Regions from separate parts of the Homo sapiens genome. Here all the other regions are linked to region 2. The links are chromatin contacts, found by Hi-C or POLR2A ChIA-PET in ENCODE. All regions are on one chromosome and are shown on one strand. Each heading gives the region's core, a stretch centred on a gene start or an enhancer-like site at or near the end of the contact. The rest is flanking DNA. Distances are from core to core; before and after follow the strand shown.

Region 1 (3,716 bases), core at 1-2,500, 950 kb before region 2:
TGTGCCCAGTCAGGGGCCAAAGATAGGCAGGGTTGGGGGTAACATGAAGGTGGTGATTCCCATGAGGGGGTCCATGTGTAGGAAACGTAGTGGGGGTCAGAACTGGAAGGGTGAGGCCACCTGGCCAGGAGCCTGGGGACAGAGAACCTGCAGCCCTTACCTTCTGTGCCACCAGTTTCATTTCAGTGATGTAGGCAGACATGGCCTCCTCCCTGCTCATCTTGCCCAGACTGTTCCAGGCGTCCCTGGGGGCAGAGGGCTGTGAGAGGGCTGCTTGACAGCTGAGGCTTGTCTGCCCAGCCAGCAGGGAGCTCACCACTTATATCGTCCAATGGGGTCCCAGAACCCGGGCCGGGGGACCAGGCAGGGCCCCATGGTGGCCTGCTTGTAGTAACTGTAGAATCGCAGCATCTCTTCATAGGAGGGGCGGTAAGAACCTGGGCAGAGAGTTGGGAAGCCAGGGCAAAGCATCACTCCCAGCTCCAAGGGGCGGAGGGGCGGGAGAACCCTGCTTGGAAAGGGCAGAGGTGGTGATGGGTCCCACCCAGGGCATCTGGACTAGGATAGGAAGCGGAGGGAACCCCCAGGACAGCCCAGGCAGGGGCTTGTCTGCAAAAACTGCAGTGATCAGGACCATTCTTTCTTCAGAGTCAGACCCCAGGCGTCCTGAATGCGAGTCCAAATGCGAGTCCCCGCAGCCTCACCGTTCTTGGGCAGGTTCTGGATGACGCTCACTGCAGCCTGGAACTGTTTCTGGCAGTCGGGCTCTGGGCTTTCTTTCTCGGTGCCCATGCTGCTGCGAGCCCTGGGGCCCTACTTTTGAGCGACTCTGCAAGAAGCAGCCTTCGTGTGAGGGGGCCTCCAGGGTCCCCCCGGCACCATAAGCCAAGGATTCACTTCCCAGAGGGGCAAACTAAGCTCTTTAGAGGCCTCAGACACCCTGGGAGGTCAGAAGTTGTGGTTGAGGAGCCTCCTTTTCCTACCTCAAGGCAGTGTGGTGGGGTCAGGGTCGCCAGGTGGCGAGGCAGGTGGCGAGGGCCTCAGTGCCAGATGTGTCCGTCCCCAGATGCGCCTCCTTTAGGTGCACATCTCCAACTCCCGAACAGGTGGAGAAACAAGATAGGAGTACTCAGGGCGGGGCGAACAGTCTCCCACCCTGGCCGCCTGCACCTTGGCCCAGCGTGTGCCCCGCGGCGCCCACTGCCAGGACACCTGGGTCCTCTCTCGCCACCACCCCGCGGCTTCCTACTGACCCCGGGGTCCAGCAGGGCCGGGATGGCGACGCAGATCGAGGGGGGGAATTTAGGCCAATGAGAGAGCCTGTTTCACATTCGGCTTACCTACCTCAACCATTCAGCACAGCTCTTTCAAGATCATGCAAATAGTTTCTCAGAGCCTTTCCCAATCAGGCGGGGCTTAATCGAAGGGTCGGACTTCCCAGCCCGGGATGGCCAAGGCGGGCGGCAGCGCCCCCTGGTGCACATAGTGAAAGGTCGTGGCGTCCTAGCGCCCCCTGGTGGAAATCCGCATCTGTTCGCTGATATCCAGGCCTGGCCGATCCGAGGCAACCCACTCAGCTCTCTAGACACTTAGGCACTGGGGATTAAAAAAAGTCATGTCCTGTGGTCAGGTGTTCTAGAGGAAGGACATCACAGCTCAGTTTTGGAAGATGGTCGGGCACGGTGGCTCATGCCTGTAATCCCAGAACTTTGGGAGGCCAAGGCGGGCGGATCACCTGAGGTCAGGAGTTCGAGACCAGCCGGGCCAACATAGTGAAACCCCATCTCTACTAAAAATACACAAATTAGCCGGGCGTGGTGGCGCGCGCCTGTAATCCCAGCTACACGGGAGGCTGAGGCAGGAGAATCGCTTGAACCCGGGAGGTGGAGATTGCAGTGAGCCAAGATTGCCCCACTGCACTCCAGCCTGGGCGAGAGTGAGACTCCATCTCAAAAAAAAAAAAAGAGTAAGCAAAATGGACATCGCAGAATGATGGTTACCAGAGGCTGGGAAGGGTACTGGGGAGGGGGGGAAATGGGTACAAAAATACAGTTAGAATGAATGAGATCCAGTGTTCGGTAGCACAATACAACGATTATAGTTACCAATAATTTATTGTATCTTTTTATTTTGTTTATTTTATTTTATTTATTTATTTTTTTGAGACGGAGTCTCACTCTCTCCCGGGCTGGAGTGCAGTGGCGTGATCTCGGCTCACTGCAATCTCCGCCTCCCGGGTTCACGCCATTCTCCTGCCTCAGCCTCCCGAGCAACTGGGATTACAGGCGCTCGCCACCACGCCCAGCTAATTTTTTGTATTTTTTAGTAGAGACGGGGTTTCACCATATTAGCCAGGATGGTCTCGATCTCCTGACCTCGTGATCCGCCGACCTCGGCCTCCCAAAGTGTTGGGATTACAGGCGTGAGCCACCGCGCCCGGCCTATTGTATCTTTTTAAATTAATTATTTTAAAAACAATTTTTGTAGAGGCAGAAGTCTCATTATGTTGCCCAGGCTGGTCTTCATTCAATACCTGGCCTCAAGTGATCATCCCACCTCTGCCTCCCAAAGTGCTGGGATTACAGGCGTGAGCCACCGCATCCGGCCAATTTATTGTATATTTCAAAATAACTGGGCGGGAAGTGGTGGCTCAGGCCTGTAGTCCCAACACTTTGGGAGGCCAAGGCAAGAGAATTGCTTTGAGGCTGCAGTGAGCTATGATCATGCCACTGCACTCCACCCTGGGCAACCAAGTAGTGAGACCTTGTCTCTAATAAACAAATAAAATACAAATACAAATAACTAAAAGCGGAATTGGAATGTTCCTAATACAAAGGAATGATAAATGCTTGAGGTGATGGTTACTTCAATTACCTTGATTTGATCATTACACATTTTATACCTGTATCAAAACATTACATGCCTCTCCATAATTCTCTGCAACTATTAAGTGTCCATAACAATTAAAAGAAATGTAGACTTAGCCTATCCAACAACAAGAATAACAAAAGGGTAAACCAGGAGAATAAGGAAGGTTGTTTCTGGAGGAAGGAACGGCAGGATCAAAAGCACAAAGGCGAATACGATAATCAAGAAGAAAATTCAGGGCCGGGCGCGGTGGCTCACGCCTGTAATCCCAGCACTTTGGGAGGCCGAGGCGGGCGGATCACGAGGTCAGGAGATCGAGACCATCCCGGCTAAAACGGTGAAACCCCGTCTCTACTAAAAATACAAAAAATTAGCCGGGCGTAGTGGCGGGCGCCTGTAGTCCCAGCTACTTGGGAGGCTGAGGCAGGAGAATGGCGTGAACCCGGGAGGCGGAGCTTGCAGTGAGCCGAGATCCCGCCACTGCACTCCAGCCTGGGCGACGGAGCGAGACTCCGTCTCAAAAAAAAAAAAAAAAAAAAAAAAAAAAAGAAAATTCAGGACCCCAGAGTGGCGTAGGGACCCAAGCCAGTGTGCAGAATCTCTGGGCCTGGGAGATCTGAGGATGGGGTAGAGCAGGGCAAGTAGGTGGCAAATCAGGCCCTGAGCACTAGCCTCTCTGTAGGATGCCACGCCGCTGGCCGCCGCAAAGTGGCGGTGTGCGCCCATGTCTCTGCCGGACCCAGGCCACCGGCCGCAGAAACGCTGCCACCTGGACGTCCCCCACTTCGCGCACGCACTCTGGTGCTTGCATATAAATAGTAAGTGCACACCCGACTCGGCCACCAGAA
Region 2 (4,040 bases), core at 990-3,489:
TAGGTTCTAACTGACCCAGCCCTGAAAAAAAAAAAAAAGGAGTTCAGTGTTGTGTAGAAGGGGGCACAAACCTTCCTAATTCCGGCACCCCAACCTAAACCTAAAGACCTACCCTACCCTTTGCCTCTATTGTGAAACTCTTGCTTTCACGTTCTGTGACCTTCCTCTCTCAAACTCCAACTTCCCAATGAGTGTGGATCAGCAGGAAAAGCCCACAGCCTTGCTGCTGCTGCTACTGTTGTTGCTTTTTTGGTGAATGAGGAAAAATCTTTGCTGAGGCCTGAGTTTCTCTAGGATTTCTATCGCTTGGTCAAGCAAATATGCCTCCTAAGCAGCCTCCAAAGTGGCTTCAGAGAGACCCAAAAGCCTGGAATATTTTACTGTGGGGCCCCCCTGGAAGCACTGTTTAGCCATCCCTGCCAGATTGTCTCATTTGAGCCTATTTCATTCCTGGTCACAGATCCAGGCTGCCAGATGTCAAGAGCCAAAGAAAACTGACCTACCATCAAAAGCAGAGTCAGACAAATCTAAAACGATAACTCTGTAGGGACCGCGGGCAGATACTATGCAGCAGACATTATGTGCCGCCTCTGAAACTTCTGGCAAGCCCTGGGGAGCAACTTGGGACAGACACCAGAAGCACCACCTTCCTGGGTCACCATGGGCCCACTCCTGCAATGACCACTCCCCAAGTGGAGTGATTTGAAAAAGATTCCATAACAGCTCTCACAATCCATATCTCAGTCTCTCTTCTTTCACTGTGAAGGTTCTGCTGCTGCAGTTTCTTAGAAAGGCAGGAAGGGTCCCTGCTTGCTCCTTGGAGTACCTACTATTTCCCTTGGAGAATCTGCTGCTTTCACAGCTGTCCCTGGGCAAATCCAGTCTGGTGATTACCATTATCAGACTATTCTCACAGCACCTATAAAACTTCATTATACTTATGTACCTGTCCATCTTTCTATTAGACTCCTGGTAGACAAGGATCGTATGTATTTCTCTTGGTACTGAAGTGTCCAATATAATGCCCCAGTAGTTGCTCAAAGAATTATCTGTGGAACACATCAACATCCTTATTTAATATACCGGCCCTGGAGTTAGAAAAACAACTAATTATAACCCCAGTCTTGCGTCTTACTAGCTATAACACCTCAGACAACTTTCTCAGAGCCTCAGCTTTCTCATCAGTAAAATGGGGTTAAAAACAGTACCTACCTCATGAGGTTGTTTTGAAGATGACGTGAAATCATCGAAGCAAAATACTTGGCACAGTGCCTGGCACACTGCAAATTGCAATTGCTTAATAACGGTAGTAATTATTTATCACAACCACAACTAACCCCTGATGGTAAGAAGGTTAATGTTATTAACCATGATTTACAGGAAAAGAAACTGCGGCAAAGAAAGACGAAAACGATTGGCACAGACACAGGGAACTCTCGTGGGGAGGGGCCCGGCAGGACCCCAGGTGTCCGGCCTCAGGGGTCTTTGCTCTGTCCCTCAGCCTGTGATCTACCCTGTCCGTACCGTGACCGCACGGTGAGGAGGGGTCCCGCACCCTTTTTCTGAGGCGAAGGTTCCGCTTTTGGATGGTCCTATTCCCTCGGCGTTGGACTGGGGTCCATGGGCCCACCCGAACCGAAGGGCTGCCTGGCCCCAGCCTCCGTGATAAGACCAGTTGTCCCGGCCAGTGAGGAGTAGGGTCGGCTAAGGGGGTCACAAACCGTCCACACCCCTCAAACTTCGGGGCGGGGCTGGGGAACTGGGGGCGGGGCTTCAGGACGCGAGGAGTCATGGGAAATTAAAGGGGGATTGGACCGGCACTGTGCCTGGATGGGGAAGTCCTCACCTGAAAAGACCAGACTAAATGTTTTGACCTCGCCAGGACGGCCCCTGGACTCGTCTTTCCGTAGGGGTCGGGAAAAGGGCTGGCAATCTGCGATTCTGTTCAGGGTCCGGTCTCTTCCGGCTTCTCCCGGAAGCTGTTATACCAGGGACAGGAAGTCCCGCCTCCGCGCCTTGCACTGATGACGCGAAGCTGCGTAAGACGGGCTGACGTAAAAGGTATTCTTTAAATAAAAGGGACAGGTTTCTCAGCGGAAGGAGGGGTGGAGTCATTGTTGGCGGGATTGCGGCCCTCCCAGAGCGGGGCCACGCCTGGTGGGCGGGGCCTTAGGCAATCCAGGGTGAGAGGCGGGGCCAGGGGGGAGGAGTTAGCGCGGAGGTACTTGGGAAAGGGGCGTGGCTTCGCGACTGCGGAAGGTTGCCCGGGCTGGCGCCGCTGGGCAGAGCCGGTGCGACGTTTCCCTTTCCAGCTTTGTTCTTCCGGCCCTGCTGTCTGCCTCCCCGGCTGATTGGATTCGTTACTGCTTTGCAACGCGCACCTAACTCCAGGTTAGCGGGGATTAGTAAGAACTCAGCTCTGGGCCAGTCGGGAAGACAGATAAGGAGACCAGTTAGTCAGCATCCAGTGCTTGAAGAGTGCGGCCCCAGGTAGTGTGGGACCCGGAGAAAGAAGGCGGGAAAGCATTTCAAAGAAGGCACAGATTCGGCGCAGGCTTAGGACACAAAAAGGGGGAAAAGTCCAGCTTTCAAGAACTTATCCAGATTTTTGCAGTTAAAATTTTTTCTTTTTTGAGACGGGAGTTCCGCTCTTGTTGCCCAGGCTGGAGTGCAATGGCGCGATCTCGGCTCACTGCAACCTCCGCCCCCCCGGGTTCAAGCGATTCTTTTGCCTCAGCCTGCCGAGTAGCTGGGATTACAGGCATGCGCCACCACGCCCCGCTAATTTTGTATTTTAGTAGAGACAGGGTTTCTCCATGTTGGTCAGGCTGGTCTCGAACTCCCGACCTCAGGTGATCCGCCCCCGTCTCGGCCTCCCAAAGTGCTGGCATTACAGGCGTGAGCTACCGCGCTCGGCCGCAATTAAAATTTTTTCTAAAAACTTACTGTGGCCGGGGGGAGTGGCTTACTCTTGTAATCCCACCGCTTTGGGAGGCAGAGGTGGGAGGATCGCTTGAGCTCAGGAGTTCGAGGCTGCAGTGAGCTATGATCTGAGCCACTGCATTGCACCCGACAGGGAGGCCTTGTCTCCAAAAAAAAAAAAAAAAGCGCTGGAGTTTGGGGTTTTGGAGAACTACTGATTAAAGGATAAATAATCCAGACAGGGGCAAACATAAGCAAAAAGCTCGGTGGCTTCTACCAACTGAACACTGGCAGAAGTAGCACTTAGATCAAGAAATAGATAATTAGGACTGGCGCGGTGGCTCACGCCTGTAATCCCAACACGTTAGGAGGCTAAGGCAGGCGGATCACAAGGTCAGGAGTTCAAGACCAGCCTGGGTAACATGGTGAAATCCCGTCTCTACTAAAAATACAAAAATTAGCCGGGCGTGGTGGCGCACGCCTGTAATCCTGGCTACTCAGAAGGCTGAGGCAGGAGAATGGCTTGAACCTGGGAGGCGGAGGTTGCAGTGAGCTGAGATGGAGCCACTGCACGCCAGCTGGGGTGACAGAGCGAGACTCTGTCTCAGGAAAAAAAAAAAAAAGAAAGAATTACCCCAGAATCTCCCCCTTCATGTCTTCTTCTAGCCATTAACCTCCAAAGAGTAATCACTATTCTGACGTCTGTCACCATACATTAGTTTTTCCTGTTTTTGTACTTGCTATAAATGGAATCCAACTGTGTATCCTCTTCGGTGTCTAGCTTCTTTTTTGTAAGTCCTTTCATTGTGGTAAAATAAACATAGCTAGGCACAGTGGCATGCACCTGTAGTCCCAGCTACTCTGAAGGCTGACTCAGCAGTGTCACTTGAGCCCAGGAGTTAAAGGCCAGCCTGGGCAACACAGGGAGACCTCTATCTCTAAAGATAAATATATACATATACGTAACATAAAACTTAAAACCATTTTAACTATTTTTAAGTTTGCAATTCAGTGGCATTAAGTACATTCACAAAGCCGGGCACAGTGGCTCATACTTGTAATCCCAGCACTTTGGGAGGCTGAGGCAGGAGGATCCCTTGAGCCAGGAGTTCAAGACC
Region 3 (4,140 bases), core at 219-2,718, 710 kb before region 2:
AACACAAAATGACCCCAAAGCACTCTGGACATCATGTCACTCAGATTGGGAGGTGTTACAAAAATCTGGTTTTCTATTTTACAAAGACAAGTTGAATTTCACAGTGAGGACTTACACAAGACTTGTCCCTGAAAATAGAATACAGAGTCCTGACTTTCAATTTGGAGTTCTGTCTTAATTTTGCTCTTTGCCTCTAAAAATATTTTTAATTTTGGTGCTTCAGTCGAGGAGGCATTGGGATCTCAGAATTCAGTTTCTTCACTCTTCCCCCATAGGATTGTTCTACAGCAAGTCGTTTCGACAGGGGACCTCACACAAAGGCAGAACTCTTGTTAGTTACCCTTGAGCTCGGGGATAAAGTTTCATTCTTCATTGAATGTCTTTAATGAGGAAGGAGACTTTCACCCAAACCAGATGCAATGACTGAGCAGGAAATCAAGTAGAAGGGGCAAAGGAAGGAGCTCAATGACCCCATCCCCAAATCCCTCTGTCCAGCCCAGGGCTGGAACAGAGGTCCCTAGGTACCTGGGCAATGCCTTTAGTTCTATCACTGTACTTCTGTAGTTTCTGCATATCTGAGGCTGACTGATCATTTCTACAGAGATATTCTTTTCTTTTTTTTTTTTTCTGGCTCTGTTGCCCAGGCTGGAGTGCAGTGGCGCGATCTTGGCTCATTGCAACCTCTGCCTCCGGGGTTCAAGCAATTTTCGATCCTGACCTCAAGTAATCCGCGCGCCTCGGCCTCCCAAAGTGCTGGGATTACAGGCGTGAGCCACTGCAGAGAGATTCTCTACGTGGGTTCTAGTCGTGGCTCTGGCATTTACTTGTGGGACCTCTCTGAACTGCAAACTCCTAGTGAGTTGAGCTAGATTTTGTGGCGGGGTCATCACCAACAGCCCTAGCGCAAGGAAGCAGGAAGTCCCCAACCAATCCCATAGCCACCCTACCCCAACGTAGGGAATCTGAACGCCAAGAAGGGGCTGGGGTGGCCAGTAACCGAAATCAGGTGTCCAGTTCTCAGCCCTCCCCAGGCATTTAATACATAGAACTAACCCTTCCGTCCCCTTACTCAGCCTCCCGGACCTTCACCCCAGCAGTCCCGGCCTTGGTCCCCTTGCTTTCTTTGGGGATCCCCTGATAAACCAGAACAGGAGGGCAACCCCGCGCAGACCACGCCCGCAGCTGTGGTTGCCTAGCAACTGCGCTAACAGCCTGACCACGTGATCTGCCCGAAGGCCCCTCCCCCCATTTTCAGGGTGGTCCCGAGGCGCCTGATCAGATTCGTTCATCCTCAGCTCTCACCCTCTTTGGAGCAGCCCACGTCTTGGGCTACTCGTCTTGGGGACCCGCTACTCCGCCTTGCCAGTCCGCGGCGGGCATACCTCGGAACTGGTCCTCAGGCAGAGGGTTGTCCTCCCGGGCAGAAAGGCGACAGCGGCGTCTGCGGGGTCCTTCCTGGCGGCGGGCGCAGGCGTTTCCTCGGCGTGGGGCGGAAGCACGATCTCCGGCAGCGGCCTGGGAACTCTTAGCTGAGCAGGCGAGAGGTAAGTTGAAGCGGGTCAGCGGCACGGAAGGGTTGCTCCAGGTGGGATAGGAAATTAAAAAGCGTCAGATCTGGAAGGGGCCTTATATGCTATTGGCCCCTTTCGCTTTACGGATCGGTAAATTGAGGCCTGGAGCGGGAAAAAGAATGGAAGACCCTGTCGTCCTCGTGCCTTCCCAAGGCTTCCGAAGCGCGCACACACGCACACACCTCGATTTCGGGGCTGCCTCTATAGCCTCAGTCCGTAAAATCGTATCGCTAGGTAGGAGTGGTGCTCTAACTGTCCAGTCCCCTCGCTCACTTCCTCTTCTATCCGTGCCGCTTTCAGCCGTTCTTTGCCAAGTTCCCTCCGAAGTCCTCTGAGCTCCTGCATTGTAGCGGGAAGCGGCAGTGAGGTTTGTTACCATGAGTCGCTAGTTTTGTGTAACTGTGGGCAAATCAGCTATATTCTGTGTACCTTGTTAGAGTCATTCATTAGTTCAGTAAATACTTATTGAGGGCTTAGTCTATGCTAGGCACAGTACTAAGTGAACAAAGTCTTTGCTTCAATTGTAGTTGGGGAAATGAACAGTAAACAACTAGATACAAGTCAGCTAGTGATAAATGTATAACATTTGTGAATAGCAATAAAACAGTGAAAGTGGGAAGTTGGAGAGTATGTATGGGGGACTTTTTAGAGTGACAGAGAAGATGACATTTTAGTGGAGACTTGATTGAAATAAAGGAACAAGGTGAAAAATATCAAAGGGGAGAGCGTTTTGGACAAAGAGAAAGGCAAGTGCAGTGGCCCTGAGGCAGAAATGAGCTTGGCTTGTTCCATGAACAGCTTTCTATAACAGTTTCTTCAATCGGCCGGGCGCGGTGGCTCACGCCTGTAATCCCAGCACTTTGGGAGAAAGACGCGGGCGGATCACCTGAGGTCAGGAGTTCGAGACCAGCCTGGCCAACATGGTGAAAACCCATCTCTACTAAGAATACAAAAAAATTAGCCAGGCGTAGTGGTGCACTCCTGTAGTCCCAACTACTCGGGAGGCTGAGGCAGGAGAATCGCTTGAAACCAGGAGGCGGAGGTTGCAGTGAACTGAGATCGTGCCGTTGTACTCCAGCCTGGGCAACAAGAGCAAAACTCTGTCTCAAAAAATATATATAAAATAAATAAATAATTTCTTCAATCCCTTGACTGGGGTCTTGGGAGAATGAGATAAGCATAAATGCGATAGTAGCTTTTTAGAAGTAAAAAGAATATGCATGTGAAAGTTTCCATAATAATTTACATTTAATTATTGGTCCTTGGAGCTCCAATTCTCTCTCTACATTCAGCACCCAGCAGGTGGCATTGAGGGAGTTGGAGGTATCAGTCTAATCCAAGAAATATCAGCATCTTAAAATTAAACATCCCATTCAGTTAACATTTATCCAGTTCCTACTTATGCAAGGTGCTGTCTTGGCTATTGGCTGTGTTAGCATTGGTACTTTTTTCTCAATTATTTAAAAATGTAAAATGTGGCCGGGTGCGGTGGCTCACACCTGTAATCTCAGCACTTTGGGAGGCCGAGGTGGGCTAATCACCTGAGGTCAAGAGTTCGAGACTGCCTGGCCAACATGGTTGAAACCCCGTCTCTACTAAAAATACAAAAATTAGCCAAGTGTGATGGCGGGTGCCTGTAATCCCAGCTACTTGGGAGGTTGAGGCAGGAGAATCGCTTGAACCTGTGAGGCGGAGGTTGCAGTGAGTCGAGATCGTGCCACTGCACTCCAGCCTAGGCAACAGAGCGGGACTCCGTCTCAAAAAAATAAAAAAATAAAAATGTAAAATGCATTCTTAGCTGGAGGACCATGCAAAAACAGTTGGAGGGGCCAGATTTGGCCACAGGTCAGAGTTTGTCAACTCTTGCTCTAAAGTATTAGGAGGTGAAGAGGCATTGTGTCAGCAGCATACTGTCAAATATTTGGGGAAAAGAAAGTTATTTGTACTGTTCTTGCCACTTTTTGGTATTATTTTAAAATTAAATTTAGTATCATAAAAGAAGTGAAGAGAAGAAGCAGGTGCATGGAACACAGGGTTCTCATGATCAAGGATGGCAAAAAATAATGCTAGCTAACGTTTATTGAGCCTAGGACTCTGGTAAATTCTTTTTTTTTTTTTTTTTTTTTGAGACGGAGTCTCTCTCTGTCACCCAGGCTGGAGTGCAGTGGCGCTGTCTCCGCTCACTGCAAGCTCCGCCTCCTGGGTTCACACCATTCTCCTGCCTCAGCCTCCCCAGTAGCTGGGACTACGGGCGCCCACCACCACACTTGGCTAATTTTTTGTATTTTTAGTAGAGACAGGGTTTCACCGTGTTAGCCAGGATGGTCTCGATCTCCTGACCTCGTGATCCACCCACCTCAGCCTCCCAAAGTGCTGGGATTACAGGCGTGAGCCACTGCACCCAGCTGGACTCTGGTAAATTCTTTACACAGGGTGTTTTATTTAATCCTCATAACCATTTATTCAGTGAGGATTATTCATTCCATTTTCCAGTTGAAGAATAGGAATCAGGTTGGAAGAGATGAAGTAACTTACCTCAAGTTACATAGTTGTTGGTGACAAAGTTGGG
Region 4 (4,006 bases), core at 868-3,367, 860 kb before region 2:
CTACTAGAAATACAAAAATTAGCCAGATGTGCTGGGCATGGTGGCTGACGCCTGTAATCCTAGCACTTTGGGAGGCCGAGGTGGGTGGATCACCTAGGTCAGGATTTCCAGACCAGCCCGGCCAACGTGGTGAAACCCCATCTCTACTAAAAATACAAAATTAGCCGAGTGTGGTGGTACATGCCTGTAATCCTAGCTACTTGGGAGGCTGAGGCAGGAGAATCGCTTGAACCCGGGAGGTAGAGGTTGCAGTGAGCCGAGATCATGCCACTGCACTCCAGCCTGGGCAACAAGAGCAAAACTCCATCTCAAAAGCAAAACAAATTAGCTGGATGTGGTGGCGCACACCTCTAGTCCCAGCTACTCGGGAAGCTGTGGCAGGAGAATCGCTTGAACCTGGGAGGCAGAGGCTGCAGTGAGCCAAGATCCTGCCACTGCACCCCAGCCTGGGCAATAGAGCGAAACTCTGTCTCAACAAACAAACAAACAAACCAAACAAAAAAAAAACAAAAACAACTTCCTGCTATATGTGAGGCATAACTAGATAACTAGTTTTTTTTTTTTTTTTTTTTTTTTTTTAACTGGAGACAGAGTCTTGCTGTAGTCTCCCAGGCTGGAGTGCAGTGACCGGATCTTGGGCTCACTGCAACCTCCACCTCCCGGGTTCAAGCAATCCTCCTGCCTCAGCCTCCCGTGTAGCTGGGATTACAGGCATTCACCACCACGCCCGGCTAATTTTGTATTTTTAGTAGAGACGGGATTTTGCCATGTTGGCCAGGCTGGTCTCAAACTCCTGACCTCAGGTGATCCACCCGCCTTGGCCTCCCAAAGTGCTGGGATTACAGGCGTGAGCCACAGCGCCCGGCCTAGATGCTTTATTTTTTTTGAGGCAAGGTCTCGTTTTGTTGCCCAGGCTGGAGTGCAGTGGTACCATCATGGCTCTCTGCAGCCTTGACCTCCTGGGCTCAAGCCATCCTCCTGCCTCAGCCTCCCGAGTAAATGAGACCACACTGTCACCATGCCTGGCTAGTTTGTTTTTTGTTTTTTTTTTTTGTAGAGATCGGGGGTTAGTCTCACTCTTGTTTAGGCTGGTCTCGAACTCCTGGGCTCAAGTGATCCTCCCAAAGTGCTGAGATTACAGGTGTGAGCCACCGTGCCCGGCTTTTATGTATTCTTTCAACAACGCTGCACGGCTGCGATTATCCCCACTTTGAGAGGAGACAGGATGAGAGGCTGAGTGGCTTGCTAGGCTTGTATGGACAGGATGCGGGCTCTGCAATCACATGACTTTGTATGAGAGGGCAAATGGATTAACCGCTAAACATAGTTTCCTGTTGTGTAAAATGGGGATGATGATAGTATCCACCCTGCGGACTGTGCGGGCTGAGATAATCCCACAAAGTGCTCTTAGGACCTGGCAGGTGGAAAGTGCTCATGATCACCTCTGCCAAGGCTGCACAAGTAGCGAGTGGCCGAGCTTTATATCCGAAGTTAGGACCCTGCAGTTTTGCCCCTCTCCTCTCTCTCCCTCTCCTTCCCGGCTCCGGGGAAAGGAAAATTTATGGCTCCGGGTCGGGGGTTGCGGGGGACCTCTGTGCCGTGCTCCGGGGCCGAGCTCTCCCCGCCGGCCTCTCCCGCGTCCGTCCGGCCGCCCTCCCGCCCAACCTCTCCCGCCCAACCTCTCCCGCGTCCGCCCGCCCGCCCAACCTCTCCCGCGTCCGCCCGCCCGCCCAACCTCTCCCGCGTCCGCCCGCCCGCCCAACCTCTCCCGCGTCCGCCCGCCCGCCCAACCTCTCCCGCGTCCGCCCGCCCGCCCAACCTCTCCCGCGTCCGCCCGCCCGCCCAACCTCTCCCGCGTCCGCCCGCCCGCCCAACCTCTCCCGGCCCCGCCCGCCCGCCCGCCCAACCTCTCCCGGCCCCGCCCGCCCGCCCGCCCAACCTCTCCCGGCCCCGCCCGCCCGCCCGCCCAACCTCTCCCGGCCCCGCCCGCCCGCCCGCCCAACCTCTCCCGGCCCCGCCCGCCCACCCAACCTCTCCCGGCCCCGCCCGTCCAACCTCTCCCGGCCCCGCCTGCTGGCCGGACGTCCGGTCTGCAGGCGCGCGCTCCCGAGGTCCCGCCTCGCCCGCTGAGCCGGCCTGTAAGCGCTGCGGAGATTGGGCTAGAGGCGGAGGCCTGGGCCACGGCGGAGGCGCTGGGTACGTAGCGCGCCACGCGGGCCGGTGAGAGCCAGCCGGGCGCCGGGGAGGGGGCGGGCCCTGGCCGCGGCTGCTACGCGGGGCTGCCACCGCCCCGGGCGACCCAATTTCGCGGCCTAGTGGGGCGTACGGGCCTCTTTTGAAAGCCTGAGTTACGATGTATTGAGCGCGTCGTATGCGGCCAGCACTAAGGCAAGTGCTTTTATATCCACGGCCCATTGTCTTGACAGCAACCCTACCAAGCAACGTGTTATTTCCTCTGTTTTACGGCTGAGGACGCGCAGGAAGGTTTACAGCTAGAAAGGGCTGGAGATTGTGGATTCAAACTCAGGATCAGACCAAAGCCACTGCCCTTTAGAACTTTGCGGGCCGATTGATTCTTGAATCTAGCTTCTGCCACTTCAGTTGTGTGACCTTGGGGTATCTTTCCGATCCCAAGTTTGCTCATCTGAAAAATGGGAATAAAGCTACAGTATCTGTCCCATAGGGTGGGTATAAAGTGCTTTACTGTTGAGCTGAGTGATCATCTCCGATTTTCAGACCCCTCTCCTCCGCTTCCCTCTCCCCTGGGAGGCCAGTTAAGGTTTTAGTGAAGGCCCCCGGGACTGGGGCGGCGTGGATCTCACGCCCACCAACTAGTGAGGGAGGCCATCCGGCCACCCGTCTCTTCCTTCCCCAGCTCCGCAAAGGAGGCGTTGGCATTTCAGGTGTTTGCTTACAGAGTTTTCAAAGATTTTTCACTCTCCCTTAGTTGTGGGAAAATGATTCAACCTACCCAAGTGAACTTTGACATTAAGTCTCAATTCTAACGGTGAGGAAATGGAAGCCTTTGAATATGTTTTATGTCTTAAACGTGTTTGTTTTTGCAGGAGGGAGAGTGCTCATTTTACCTGAATAAATCAAGATTGAGTTGGTGTGGCACAGTGCTGGCATAGGCCTGGGGAAAGGGGTGAAATGCTAGAGATCTGGTAGATGGATAGAAAGTGGACAGACGGGTTCGGGTGGTTTTTGTCTCAGCAGGGCCCTAAATTCCCACCAAATCCTCCTCTGTCTGTCTTCACCAAGGTCTGAATCTGTCCCCTTGGTAAATAACGTTTAAATGGTCTCCGAGCCCCTCTTGGTGCCTGTACCTTAAGGAGAGAAGAAGAGGGCTGATAGCTGAAGGCAGGCAAGCCACGAACTTAGCTTTGTTTTGAAAATTACCCTCTGGGCCGGGCACGGTGGCTCACGCCTGTAATCCCAGCGCTTTGGTAGGTTGAGGAGGGTGGATCACCCGAGGTTAGGAGTTCGAGACCAGCCTGGTCAACATGGTGAAACCCCCGTGTCAACTAAAAATGCAAAAAAATTAGCCGGACATGGTGGTGCATGCCTGTAGTCCCAGCTACTCGGGAGGCTGAGGCAGAAAAATCGCTTGAACCCGGGAGGCTGAGGTTGCAGTGAGCCGAGATCGTGCCACTGCACTCCAGCCTGGGCAAGAGAGTGAGACTCCTTCTCAAAAGAAAGAAAGAAAGAAAAAATTACCTGCTGGGAGGCCGAGCGCGGTGGCTCACGCCTGGTAATCCCAGTATTTTGGGAGGCTGAGGCAGGCAGATCACCTGAGGTCAGGAGTTTGAGACCAGCCTGGCCAACATGGTGAAACTCCATCTCTACTAAAAATACAAAAAAATTAGCTGGGTGTGGTGGCGGGTGCCTGCAATCCCAGCTACTCAGGAGGTCGAGGTAGGAGAATCACTTGAACTCAGGAAGCAGAGGTTGCAGTGAGCTGAGATCGTGCCACTGCACTCCAGCCTGGGTGACAAGAGCAAGACTC
Region 5 (3,984 bases), core at 953-3,452, 640 kb after region 2:
AAAAATACAAAAAATTAGCCAGGTATGGTGGCGGGCACCTGTAATCCCAGCTGCTCGGGAGGCTGAGGCAGGAGAATCGCTTGAACCCGGGAGGCGGAGGTTGCAGTGAGCCGAGATTGCACCTTTGCACTCCAGTGTGGGCAACAAGAGTGAAACTCTGTCTCAAAAACAAAAACAAAAAAACTCAGAACCAGAGGGGCACTGGCATCCCTAGAGAGGTCCCATCCTACTGAAGTGCCCAGTACCAACTTAAAGACCTACTGGACTCTTCTTCGTTGTCATGGAGACCACATCAAAGCTGCCTTCCAGGAAGAGCCCTCTGTCCTCCTCTCCACTTCTCTTGGCCAGAACTCACACTTGTCTCTAAACTGGTTCCATCCAGCCCAAAGCTGGGATTTGCTTGGGCTTGTTTCTCCTTCCTTGGGCAGGGTTCCTGCTAAGCTCAATTAATTTGGTCTTTATTGTACCTATTCACTACACAAGCATTTCATGCCACCCTCATAAGCATGCTAACAGGCTGAGGAGGACTTTCAGAGGCAAATGAGCTCTGGAGAGCTCTCCATAGATAAGGATGTCTATACCATGAGGCAGGATGAAAAACATCCACACCAGAGATATAGTCAAGAATGTTGTATATGGCTAAAGGAACTGATTCAGGCTATCATGGAAGGCTTCCTGGAGGAGAGGGACAATAGACATGAGCCTTATAGAATATTACAGCACCTATAGAAAGGGAAGTTTACTTCCATTTGCACAAGCAGATCTCATGGAATGAGCCCTTATGAACACTAAACAGCAATTGTATGTTTTAGCCTTAGTTCTGGCCAGACAGGCCCAAAGAGCTTACATGTGTCATTTCCTTCTCTGAAACTCCACTGCCTCATCTGTAAAGTGGCGGGTGTTAGGTTAGATGAATTTGGGAAGCCACTCCTGCTGGCCTGGCATTTGAACATTCTTTTGTGTTTATCACAAACAGGCAGGATAAAAAATCAGGCTGTCCTCAAAGGAGTGCATAGGCTGGAGACATAGAGAATTGTCTCAGCAAAAAGGCCTTTGAGGATTCATGTCCTTTGTGCCCCCATGGCCACAGCCCAAGCACCCCAGGTCCCCTCAGATGTCTGTCTTGGACATAGCTGCTTGCCTGGAACCCAGCACTGTATCTGACACGATAAATGTTTATTGAAAGAAGTGGTGAATGGATGAGATGACAGAGACTATGACCAGCTTCTTAGCTAAAACTGAAACCCATCCTGCCTCCAGATCATCAGAACCTTTGGGGCTTTTGCTCCTTTTGCTGGCTCTCAGATAAGAGGGAAGATGGCTGAGAGGGAGCTACACTTTCGGAAATCATCTACCCTGGGGCTTCTGGTTTCTGCTGCAATCAGTAGAAAGTGGGTCACAAAACAGCTCTGCAGAGAACAGACCCTTGAGGAAAAGCCTGGATTCTGTGCCAGTTTACATTTATTGATCACCTACTGTGTATCAGTTGTCACATAGCTTAACTCATTTAATCATGGCTTCAGAGGGGTGTACAGGAGAGTGTGAGGGATTTGAGGCTGTAAACCCCAGAGGTGCTGACTAGCTGAGTGACCTCAGGAGAGTTACCATCCCTCTCTGAGTTTCATTTTTAATATCTGTAAGATACAAACGATCCATTTCGCCGGGTTATGGGAACGAAATGAGCACGTGGAAGCGGAGCGCTTCATAAATGCTAGTTATTATTGTTCCTCTGGGCACACAAGCCCGGTCGCCTCCCTCCTGGGCGCACACAGACATGTTCATACTCCCACGTACACGCAGATGCAGAGACGTGTGCAGACGCCAGCCGGAGGAGCACGCGGCGCATCAGACCCAAGACCGTGGCGAGACGGTGAAGAAGCCGCGGGGTCCTCGGCTTCTCTCTTTTTCTCTCGGTTCTTTATGAATGAACTCCAGCCGCGAGTTTTATTTTTTTATGAATGGGAGCCGGAGCACTGAATGAAGCCGGGAGCCAACCCCTACATTCTGATTGGCCCCCGCGGCTGGGAAACTCCGCCCCCCGGCCAGGCCGGACGACTCTCCGGATTGGCGGGCGTGCCCAGCCCTGGGGTTCCATTCACAAAAGTCAATGAAACAAAGGGAAACGGGGGGCGGTGTGGCGGGGCGGGGGGTGGAGAGCTGAGGCCGAGCGAAGGAAATGCACCAATCAGCTGCTCCCCCGGGCTCACAACTGTCTGCTGCGCCCGAAAAACAAGTCGGTGCGCTGGGGACCCGGGGCCGGGGCCGCCTTACTCCGGCCTAGCCCCGCGGCCCTCGGTGCGGGCTCCAGGGCATGCTCGGGACCCCCCGCGGCTCCAGCCCAGACGCCCCGGCCTCAGGTGAGGCTGCGGGAGGGAAAGGGAGGGAGAGTGTCTGTGATTCCCCGCCTCGCCTCCAATGCACACCACACTCACTCTCACCACCCGCCTCCGCAGATTCCAGGGCGGGGGTGGGAGGTGCTGGGATTCAGGGTTGGAGGGGGCGCGGGAGTTGTGGGCATGCGATGGTGTGCGCTTCGCCTGCTCCTCCGCGCGCGCGCGCGTACACACACACACACACACACACACACACACACACACACACACACACGTTCTTATGTAACCGAGCCCGGGTAAAGCAGGGCTGCAGAAAGCAGAAACGGCGAGCCCGGCTCCTGGGAGCAGGTGGGACCTCCTTTGGCCTTTGGCGGGAGGGGAGTGGTGGTGGCGCTCGGCCTGGCAGGCGGAAACCTCGCCATCGCCCCAGTGAGTCGGAGAAGTTTCGCCGTCGGACCCAGAGCCTTGGGACTGCCCCCTCCCCGCCCCCATCGCAGCCCTCCCTGGACGGTGTGCGAACGCAGCCCCCTCCCCCACCAGGTCTCGGCCCCCGCTTGGGGCCCCGGCCGTGCGGCCGGAGGGAGCGGCCGGATGGAGCGGAGGATGAAAGCCGGATACTTGGACCAGCAAGTGCCCTACACCTTCAGCAGCGTGAGCGCCGCGCCGGCCTCCACGCCCGCCCCGCCCCGCACCCAGCCCCTACTCTCACCACAGCCCCCCTCCCCGCAGTCCCAGCGGAGTCCTGGGCTGCCCCGCCCCTGAGTCACCCGAGGACCCCAACCTCGTCCCCCAGACTAAGCGCCTCAGGGTGACTCGCGGGCATTCTCCCCGCTTCTCGCAGAAATCGCCCGGAAATGGGAGCTTGCGCGAAGCGCTGATCGGCCCGCTGGGGAAGCTCATGGACCCGGGCTCCCTGCCGCCCCTCGACTCTGAAGGTAAAGAGCAAGAGAGACAAACCGCGACCCTCCTCCGCCACACACACACACACACACACACACACACACACACACACACGGCCGATTCTGGAACCCCCGCCTGTTTCCCCAAAAAACTCGCCCTCCAAGGGATTTTGGTCATTCTTCTCGGTCCCTACTCCCAAGGCAGGGGAGTCACCGGGTCTTGCTAGGGCCCCTTCTCTCTTACCGTCCCCTCCACCTCACCTCCAATTCCACTATTTACCCCTCAGATCTCTTCCAGGATCTAAGTCACTTCCAGGAGACGTGGCTCGCTGAAGGTGAGTAGTTTTGTGACCTTTTCTATTTTGGGAGGCTGGACAGGGGGACACTCCGTAGCCCCTGGTATTCCACCCTAAGCCCTACACTTCTCCTCTCCCTTCCCTGCCTCAAGGAGTTCTCCAAGGCCCTCTCCCCAGGTCCCTTGCCACTCTACTCACCCCAGCACCCAGCGTGGACACTTATATTGATATTTATTTTCTCTACCCTGAGCCAGGCTTGTGTAACTAGGCTTGAGGATGAATCAGACCATTGTGTGGGGTATTTGCTTATTTGAATGGAACTTGGCCCCAGGCCCATTTTCCTGGTTGAAATTTTCATTTGTAAAGTTTGTTTTGCAGAAGCCGCCAGGCCAAGGTGCATGTTGGGGTGTTGTTGGTGGGGGGTGGGGGGAGAAATTAATTTGTCACTCATCCTCC
Region 6 (4,069 bases), core at 1,389-3,888, 970 kb before region 2:
CTTCCAGCATTTTTTTTTTTTTGAGAGAGTTTTGTTCTTGTTGCCCAAGCTGGAGTGCAATGGCACAATCTCAGCTCACTGCAACTTCTGCCTCATGGGTTCAAGTGATTCTCCTGCTTCAGCCTCCTGAGTCGCTGGGATTACAGCCGCCTGTCATTACGCCCATCTAATTTTTGTATTTTTAGTAGAGACAGAGTTTCACCATGTTGGCCAGGCTGGTCTTGAACTCTTGACCTCAGGTGATCCACCCACCTCAGCCTCCAAAAGTGCTAGGATTACAGGCGTGAGCCACTGCGCCTGGCCTGTTTTTGTTTTTGTTTCTTTTTTGAGATGGAGTGTCACTCTGTCGCCCAGGCTAAAGTGCAGTGGTGTGATCTCAGCTCACTGCAACCTCTGCATCCTGGGTTCAAGTGATTCTGGTGCATCAGCCTCCTGAGTAGCTGGTATTACAGGCATGTGCCACCATGCCCAGCTAATTTTTGTATTTTTAGTAGAGATGAGGTTTCACCATGTTGGCCAGGCTGGTCTTGAACTTCTGGTCTCAAGTGAATTGCCTGCCTGGGTCCATTCCAAATTATGAACCAAAAACTCTTCTTCCTGCTTCAGACTTGGTTCTTAGCCTGGACAAAATGTAAACATTCAACCCAGTCCCTCCATGCCCTCTTTGGACTTGAGGTCAAGGCAATGTTCTGTTGTCAGAAGGCCCTAAGTTTAAACCCTGGGTCTGTTGCTTGTAGATAGCATGATTCTGGAACAGGTATTTCAGGTCTCAGAACCTTAGCTTCTGGGAATTGGAAATAATTCCTACCTGAAAGGGTTACTAGGATTTTTTTTTTTTTTTTTTTTTTTTGAGACGGAGTCTCGCTCTGACGCCCAGGCTGGAGTGCAATTGCGAGATCTTGGCTCACTGCAACCTCCGACCCCTGGGTTCAAGCGATTCTCCTGCCTCAACCTCCCAAGTAGCTGGGATCACAGGCATGCGCCACCACTATGCCAGGCTAATTTTGCATTTTCAGTACAGCCAGGGTTTTGCCATGTTGGTCAGGCTGGTCTCGAACTCCTGACCTCAGGTGATCCACCCACCTAGGCCTCCCAAAGTGCTGGGATTACAGGTGTGAGCCACCGCACCCGGCCAGTTACTAAGATTTCATCAGCTAGCATAGACTGGGATTCCGGCCTATTGCCTAGTGCATAGTACTGATTCGTCAAAATACTGGTTTTCCAAATCTACCAACACATCTGGGACAAGAAGTTTGGATCTCAGCTGTGGGACCCGTGCTCGTGGTGCTTGGGTGGGCAGGAGGGCAGGGACTTACCTTGGCCTCCTCCAGGGCCACTGGTGACTCTGCATTACAGGCGGTCTGGTTCGGAGTGGCCATCATCTTCTGTTCCAAATCTTTCAGCAGACGCCTGGAACTAGTGACACCTGCTTTGAACAACAACAGAAACCTAAATCCTGAAGGAACGTCAGGAATACTCTGGCTGCCCAGAATTGTTTGCCCAGGCAGTGGCAGCCATTTTGTACCCCAGCCCTTCATACCCTTATTCTCAAATGCAGGCCCCGAAGGCTGCCTCCACCGCTGGTTTTCACACCTCCAGCCAGCAAGGGGCCAAATGGGATTCAGGGGCCGTCTTCTCTGTCCTGCTCCTCGGGTCCCTCACCAGGACTCATGTCCTGTACTGTCCTCCTGGAAGTCACCGAGGCCCAGGTTGGCAGCCAGGAAGCCAGGTGTAAGTTTTGTTTCCCCAACCACCAAAGGGGCAAAGGAGGACTGCCTGGGGAGGCTGGGAGTGCAGCGGGGCTGCTGCTGCCACGGGAGAACATGGAGCAAGCTCACGAGTCCTTCCCCACTGTCTCCAGTGGCCCCAATCTTGATGCAGCCCTGCACCCCCAACCTTCTCCCCAAGCTGGGCTCCAAAGGCCAGAAGCACAGCTGGGACCTGGGCCAGCCTAGTGCTGAGGACTTTTCCTCTAAGGTCCTGGCCTGCCTCCCTCCTTCCTCTCAGAAAGGGAAACAGGAGAAAAGGGGAAAGAGGTCTTTGCACTACATGCAGCTGGGAGGGAAACCCAACTAGGATAAGGATGGATTTCTTGGAAGAAGGGAGACAGTCATGGAAAGAGGTTTTGCAAAGGTGGAACTGACCTATTCGCTGTCAAGGGCTATGCACACCACTACATCTGTGTGCCTTTCTGTGCGACTGCCTGTCGGTGCAATTCCCAACGCCTGAGCCCTACCTCTTGCTGCAGTTGCAGCAGCTCTGGTCAAGCCGCTCAGGCCACTAAGATGGGGGGGAAGAGAGAGCCTGGACGCGCGGTGCCTGCTGGGGATTGTAGTTCTTCTGGCCTGAAAAGCGATCCAAGGGCCTGTAACGTCAACAGCCACACCCGAGACTCCAAAACCCATCTACCCTTGCGCGGGGGCAGACCGCGCGCGCATCACTGCCTTCTTTGATTGGTCAAGCCTTCTGCCAATATTCTCGCTTTTTTGGCAACGATTAGCTGTGAGGAGGCACAACTGGACCCGCCTTCTCCGAACTCAATTAAAGAGTTCATTGATGGCGTTAATCTTTACGGGGCAGAAAATAGATCCGGCTAAGGTGGGCGGGGCAGCAGGCGCGGAGGGATCCTTGGCCTTTGAGGAAGGCGACGAGAAGCTCGGCGGCCATCGCCGCCATTTTGGGCTGGGAGGAGGCAGCGGAGGGACTCGCTGCGCAGTGAGAGCACCCCGTGGGGGGTGGTCCGGGCGCGGGGAGAGGCCGGGCCGAGTGGGCTACCTGAAGTGGCGGCGCCGGGAGACGGCGGGAAGTGGGACCGGGGGCCAGGGAGGGTGAAGGTTGGAGTCTCCTCGGCCGAGCCCGGTCCTCAAACCGTCCCGGCAGCCCCGCAGCCTCGCCTCTCACAGAGTGCGGGGTTCTTCGGTAATTACCGCGTGTTTCCCGAGACCCCAGAAGGGGAGAGGCTGGTGAAACGGCTTCCCTCTGCGGTCTTTCCACAGGGGCGCGGATCCTGAGGCCGAGCTCTGCCAGCTTCCCTCCCCACCCCCATTCGGCCTGGGTATGGCGGCGAGGCCCCGCACAGAGGGACTCCCACTTCGACTGGAGAGGTGGGGGCGACGCCAGATTCCAGAGGCTGGCGCCGCGGGGGAGGGCGGAGGTCGCAGGTCTGGCCACAAGTCGGCGTGGCAGTCAGCTGGAGGCTCCGAGAGCGGAGATCCCAGTGCACCCACCTTACCTCGCTTACACCAAAGCGCCATCTCGCCGCCCGGGTTGCGAAAAACCACGACCCTCTTAAACTACTGTAGCAACCACTAATTCCCCCTGGGAGCAGCTAGAGAGGGGCACTTGGAAACCTTCACGAGCTCGGTGCCTGAAGGTCTCTGAGGCTCTTGCCCTCAAGATCTCTCCCATTCAGCCCCGATTCTCCGGACAACCTGACCTAGCATGTCGCCAGCCTCTTGGTGAAACGCCTAAAGTGTGCTGCCCCACTTCTCTTGAAAGTTTACACCGAAGGGATGAGGTTTTGCCCTTTACAGGGTTGGGGCACAAAGTCGGAGTCGCTGCGGCTCCGAAATAGAAACGGAGTTGCCCATTTCGTATGCTTCATCAACATCTGCTTGCATTTTGAAATCCTAGTCTTAACTTTTACACAACTTTTAGAGAAATGGCTGCCCTCCTAGAGGGAAAAACGAACTACAGTAATTCCAATTCCAATGTAATCTTTGTAAGACTACAAAATCTTTCCAGTTTAAAGATTTTTCTTTTCCCACAGACTAAACAAAGTCAGAGTATTTTGTGTTCTACTGGTGCATTGTTACTAGGTAACCTCAATTTTTTGAAATTCCAAGTAATTGAAGGATCACTTTTGTAGATCCTAAATGCTACCAAAAAAGAAACCAGTTTTTATCTACTTCATATGTATAGCGTTTAAGAGATGAGGAGACCTGCTTTGAAAGAATAAACTCTTAACCTTACATTATAGCTGTAGCAGCTTCTTAAAGATTGAAGTTTGATGTGAAGTTCTTTTATTGAATTGCAGGTTAAACCATCTTACTTCCTACTGCTTGAAATC
Region 7 (3,668 bases), core at 861-3,360, 590 kb before region 2:
GAGACGGGGTTTCACCATGTTGGCCAGACTGGTCTTGAATTCCTGACCTCAGGTGATCCGCCTGCCTTGGCCTCCCAAAGTGCTGGGATTACAGGCGTGAGCCACCTCATCTAGCCTAAAATCTCCTAGTTTCTAAATGTTAAGCCCTGCAGGCTACTTGGACCTATGACGTGTGAGCTCTGGTTCAGTTGGGCTTTCAGGGAGGGCCCCCTCAGCTCCACCAGTAGGGATTCTGATCCCCCCTCAAGGATGCCAGGGGGCACAGGGTGTGTGTGTCTCTTACTTAAATCCCCAGCCCGTGCCGCCCAGGACGATGGCTGCAACCAGGACAGCCCCAGCAATGGAGCCAATGATGATGTTGGTGCCGCTGGGACCTGGGGAGGATGGCAGGGCTTAGCTGGCAAGGACAGGCATAGAGAGCAGGACAGACAGACCCCCCTCGGCCAGCTCCAGCCTCACCTTTATATCTCTCCGTCTCCCCCGTGGGTGGGGACGTGGGCAGGGGGTTATGGATACTGCAGTCTTTGCCTGTCCAGTCTGGCTGACAGATGCACTTCCCTTCATTGCTGCAGACCTAGAGGCAGGGCAGGGCCAGGAGAGGTGAGCAGGGGCCTGTCCCCTCTTGTAAGCTTCTCCCGCCATCCCAGGCTCCAGGCAGTCACCCCGTGGTGGGAGCAAATCCGGCGCTCCCCACTGCCGGGGCAGGTGCTGAAGTTGAAGGCAGAAGCTGGCAGGCAGCGATGGTCCAGGCACAACATGTTAGGCCCGCAGGCTGTGCCATCCTCCACATAGCTCAGGTCAGAGCCGTCCGCCAGCTGCACGTGGCCTCCCCTGGGGAAGTGACACAGCCAGCCTCAGCCCCCTGTCTCCTAACCCCCAGCACAGCTGCAACCTCCCCTCCCTAGTCTTGGTCCTGGCCAGCACCTGCAGTCCAGCTCCTTGCCCTGGTGGTAGAAGGTGACACTACTGATGTCTCCCACCAGGTCCCCTAGCCGAGGAGCTCCAGAGATGTTGACACAGAGGAGGAAGCCACACAGCACGTCCCTGTTGGGGCATATAGAGACAGTGAGCCCCAAGTTTGACCTCAGACTCAACTACTGAACTCTAATCTGCCCTCACCCTGCACCCTGCCACCTCATTTGCCACGTGCCCGCCCATTGGGACTGACAGGCTCCTCCTGGGAGAACCTGCTGCCCCATCTCTGAAAAGTCTCACACCTGCCCTGGAGCTGAGAGGCCCTCTGGGAGCCTCAGTACTCACTGCTTACTGCACTGGACCCAGCCAGATCCCTTGCGCCCACAGCTCCCACGCTCCGTCCCCTCCACATTCAGCTTCTCGTAGCAGAAGCGATCAGCAGCCGCTGTGGGGAGAGGATGCCAAGTGACCCCACGCGCCCCAGGACCCACCCCAAGACCTCAGGCCTGCATCTCCCACACTCTGCCTGGGTCCCTGAGATCCTGGGGAGCTACACACTTGGGGGCCTGTTCAGCTGGAACCCACTCTCCCCAGCTTCTCAGCTCTGGGTCCTCCGGAGTCCCCACTCCCAGCCCTAGCCAGACTCACCATGGCCCCAAAGAACCTGGCACTGCCGGTCCCGGGTTTTGCAGCGACCTCCGTAGCAGCGGCCCTGAGAGTCCAAGAATTAAGAGGCAAGGGATGGAGATGCTGAGTGGTCAGAGTGGAGACAAGAGACTGCCCTGAATCCCAGGCTCAGGGGGCAGCCATCATACCTGCTCATGGTCACAGTAGTAACCGTCCAGCTTGTGCAGGTTAGGCGGGCACTGTGGAGAGAGGGGTGGGGTTGAGCGGAGCAGTCCCAGGACTGGAGCTGAGGGCTGCCCCAGGGAGGAATGCTGGGGTACCAAGTGCCCCCCATTGGGGGCTCATGCCACAGGGCTCTTCCACGCCTAGGACAAGCGATCTGTCTGGTTCTGGACCCAGACCACACGGATTTGCAAGCCCCAGAGCCGCTCCAGCCTCCCTCCCTCGTAGGGCTGGGAGATAAATGCCTGGCATGTAATTAGGTTGTAATAGATGTTAACTAATATTATCGTCTACTCTGATCCCTAACCTACACCAGGCACCGGGCCAGGCGCTGGGAATACCAGCCAGACGATACATTCTGGTTTAATGATTGAAGGAACAAGGCCAGGAGCATGAAGAACCCCTTTCTCAGATAAGAAAACAGTCTGATCAGTGGAGGTCGATGCCAGCTGTGGAGAGGAGGGGAGTGCTGAGCACTCGTCCGGGAAAACCAAATCGACAAGGGTAGGGGTTGCCTCGCCCAGGGCTCCACAAGACGGCGGGGCCGGGCGGACCTGGCTAGAGTCCCCGGTGCAGGTCTCCGCGATGTCGCACTCGTTCACGGCCTCTCGGCAGGACACACCCCGTGGTTCGTACTAGGGAAGAGACGCGCTCCTCGAGTCAGGCAGGATGGATGCCTCGGCCCTGCCCTCCCCAGGCCCCTCGCTCTCTGGACCCCCACATCCCCGGGCCCTCCAGCTCCCCAGGGCCCCGTTTCAGGCCTGTTCTTATTTCCCTGCTCCCACCACCTCTTGAACGCTCCCCACCTCGCTCCCAGCGCACTCAGCACCGCCCCCAAGCCCGCCCACCTTCCCGCCCCTCCTTGATTCTGGGCAGCCTTCCCTTCCCGCTCCTCGTAGCCCCGCCTTCAACATCCTTCAGCCCCGCCCCTTGCTCCCCATTGGCGCTGTCTTCGCATCAAGCCCTGCCCCAGAGGCCTTCGTCCCCGAAGGCTCCGCTTCCCTCCCTAGCTCCCACCCCTTATATGAAGGCCTCCAATCGCTCCTCCTGCGTCCTGGCCCCGCCTCCCGGCCGGTCCTGCTTACCTTGCAGCGGCGACAGCAGAGCCCGTCGCTGCACATGGCGTCGTGAGTCAGGGTGCATTTCTTGCAGCAGTTGCCACCTGCGCGGCTGCACTCCTGAGGGACGCGGGAGGAGGGGAAGGAGGCGGGCGAGCCCTAATCCTCCCACTCAGACGCTCCCTCGTGCCCACCCCCGCATCCCGGTTCCCCACCTGGCGCCCGCACCACCGCTCACCTGCACCGAGCCGCAGTCGCACTCCTCCCCTGCCTCCACGAAGCCGTTCCCGCACTCTGGGGGGTCCAGGAGCTGGACCGGGAGGACAGGTCGGGAGTCTGGCCCGGACCCCGCCCAGGGCCCGCTCCCATGCTCCCCGCCGCGGGGCTGGTACCTTGAGGGGCTTGTTGAAGAGGCAGCTGCCACCACCCTCCTGCAGAAACTGGTTGTACTCGTCGATGCTACAGCGCGAGAACTTGCGGGGCAGGTAGAACCTGGATAGGGCGAGGGGAGGTGCTGCTGGCTGCTCCCCTCCAACCCACCCTCACCCCTCTCAAGGCTGGGGAGGGGGTACACTGGGGGACTTCGTCACCATCGCGAGGAGGCGGAGGATCTGCCCCGGGATTGCACCAGAATCCTCCCGCCTGTCCCTGTCGCTCCCATCCCCTCCGCTGAACCTGGGGACTCGCAGCCGCGCTGGAGGGAAGGTGTCTCCATGCGAGGCTTGGGCGGCGCCCAGTGGCCACGATGCGCACTGCAGCCTGGCCGGTTTTGGTGTCCCAGCAGGGAAATCTGGGTCTCCCGGGGCAGTGTTTGCGGAAAACTGGGCTTCTTGGGATCCTGAGTGG

Evidence for each region. A loop is a pair of places that touch in the nucleus more often than their neighbours do. ChIA-PET counts read pairs that join two places held with the same protein, here RNA polymerase II (POLR2A). Pooled maps may share reads with other maps.
Region 1: a loop to region 2 is called in a pooled map, with 6 times the contacts of the local background. The contact joins the promoter of ACBD4 here to the promoter of ASB16-AS1 in region 2. A Hi-C loop is called at or near these places in 3 of 168 maps with a recorded cell type or tissue (naive thymus-derived CD4-positive, alpha-beta T cell, sigmoid colon and transverse colon) and 14 of 50 pooled maps. POLR2A ChIA-PET finds 5 or more read pairs at or near these places in 3 of 52 experiments (Panc1, activated T-cell and naive thymus-derived CD8-positive, alpha-beta T cell).
Region 3: a map of CD8-positive, alpha-beta T cell shows a loop between it and region 2 (8-fold over the local background). The contact joins the promoter of EFTUD2 here to the promoter of ASB16-AS1 in region 2. A Hi-C loop is called at or near these places in 1 of 168 maps with a recorded cell type or tissue (CD8-positive, alpha-beta T cell) and 6 of 50 pooled maps. POLR2A ChIA-PET finds 5 or more read pairs at or near these places in 1 of 52 experiments (activated T-cell).
Region 4: a map with no recorded cell type shows a loop between it and region 2 (13-fold over the local background). The contact joins the promoter of DCAKD here to the promoter of ASB16-AS1 in region 2. A Hi-C loop is called at or near these places in 1 of 168 maps with a recorded cell type or tissue (CD8-positive, alpha-beta T cell), 1 of 37 single-sample maps with no recorded cell type and 9 of 50 pooled maps.
Region 5: a loop to region 2 is called in a pooled map, with 8 times the contacts of the local background. The contact joins the promoter of ETV4 here to the promoter of ASB16-AS1 in region 2. A Hi-C loop is called at or near these places in 1 of 37 single-sample maps with no recorded cell type and 5 of 50 pooled maps. POLR2A ChIA-PET finds 5 or more read pairs at or near these places in 1 of 52 experiments (GM12878).
Region 6: a pooled map shows a loop between it and region 2 (17-fold over the local background). The contact joins the promoter of HEXIM2-AS1 here to the promoter of ASB16-AS1 in region 2. A Hi-C loop is called at or near these places in 7 of 50 pooled maps. POLR2A ChIA-PET finds 5 or more read pairs at or near these places in 3 of 52 experiments (CD8-positive, alpha-beta T cell, HepG2 and naive thymus-derived CD8-positive, alpha-beta T cell).
Region 7: a loop to region 2 is called in a map of naive thymus-derived CD4-positive, alpha-beta T cell, with 27 times the contacts of the local background. The contact joins the enhancer-like site here to the promoter of ASB16-AS1 in region 2. A Hi-C loop is called at or near these places in 1 of 168 maps with a recorded cell type or tissue (naive thymus-derived CD4-positive, alpha-beta T cell) and 7 of 50 pooled maps. POLR2A ChIA-PET finds 5 or more read pairs at or near these places in 1 of 52 experiments (PC-9).

What each region holds. Positions count from the first base shown.
Region 1 is chr17:45,133,221-45,136,936 of GRCh38, reverse strand. ACBD4 (acyl-CoA binding domain containing 4) reads right to left here and starts at 1,250. Exons shown (of 10, transcript NM_001135705.3): 1 at 984-1,250; 2 at 705-829; 3 at 317-437; 4 at 161-245. The coding sequence starts at 792. RefSeq lists an enhancer at 3,629-3,698.
Region 2 is chr17:44,184,916-44,188,955 of GRCh38, reverse strand. It overlaps ASB16-AS1 (ASB16 antisense RNA 1), which reads left to right and starts at 2,239. Exons shown (of 3, transcript NR_049730.1): 1 at 2,239-2,391. TMUB2 (transmembrane and ubiquitin like domain containing 2) reads right to left here and starts at 1,984. Exons shown (of 4, transcript NM_001076674.3): 1 at 1,847-1,984; 2 at 1,213-1,280. The coding sequence starts at 1,247. RefSeq lists an enhancer at 2,126-2,660.
Region 3 is chr17:44,896,773-44,900,912 of GRCh38, reverse strand. It overlaps EFTUD2 (elongation factor Tu GTP binding domain containing 2), which reads left to right and starts at 1,468. Exons shown (of 28, transcript NM_004247.4): 1 at 1,468-1,544. DNAAF19 (dynein axonemal assembly factor 19) reads right to left here and starts at 1,184. Exons shown (of 4, transcript NM_213607.3): 1 at 1,054-1,184.
Region 4 is chr17:45,049,743-45,053,748 of GRCh38, reverse strand. DCAKD (dephospho-CoA kinase domain containing) reads left to right here and starts at 2,117. Exons shown (of 5, transcript NM_001288655.2): 1 at 2,117-2,388. RefSeq lists a silencer at 1,977-2,476.
Region 5 is chr17:43,544,558-43,548,541 of GRCh38, reverse strand. ETV4 (ETS variant transcription factor 4) reads left to right here and starts at 2,202. Exons shown (of 13, transcript NM_001079675.5): 1 at 2,202-2,357; 2 at 2,874-2,984; 3 at 3,175-3,268; 4 at 3,520-3,567. The coding sequence starts at 2,925. It also overlaps a transcript of DHX8 not described here. RefSeq lists enhancers at 1,777-1,936, 2,058-2,835, 2,836-3,613 and silencers at 2,027-2,076, 2,097-2,236, 2,287-2,406, 2,857-2,906, 2,947-3,006.
Region 6 is chr17:45,160,107-45,164,175 of GRCh38, reverse strand. HEXIM2-AS1 (HEXIM2 antisense RNA 1) reads left to right here and starts at 2,638. Exons shown (of 3, transcript NR_186789.1): 1 at 2,638-2,715. It overlaps HEXIM2 (HEXIM P-TEFb complex subunit 2), which reads right to left and starts at 2,301. Exons shown (of 4, transcript NM_001303441.2): 1 at 2,145-2,301; 2 at 1,541-1,688; 3 at 1,317-1,426. The coding sequence starts at 1,382. RefSeq lists enhancers at 2,062-2,191, 2,202-2,401, 1,819-2,434, 2,552-2,781, 2,435-3,050 and 1 more.
Region 7 is chr17:44,774,858-44,778,525 of GRCh38, reverse strand. ADAM11 (ADAM metallopeptidase domain 11) reads right to left here. Exons shown (of 27, transcript NM_002390.6): 15 at 3,215-3,314; 16 at 3,061-3,132; 17 at 2,850-2,942; 18 at 2,319-2,399; 19 at 1,731-1,781; 20 at 1,564-1,627; 21 at 1,261-1,360; 22 at 925-1,044; 23 at 663-831; 24 at 460-574; 25 at 284-374. Among named protein-coding and RNA genes, the nearest start is that of ADAM11, 18 kb to the right of the region's middle. RefSeq lists an enhancer at 1,978-2,478 and a silencer at 2,316-2,635. Within about 2 kb of position 2,110, at least 9 of the 41 ENCODE cell types and tissues checked have a DNase peak (open chromatin) inside an H3K27ac peak, as active enhancers do.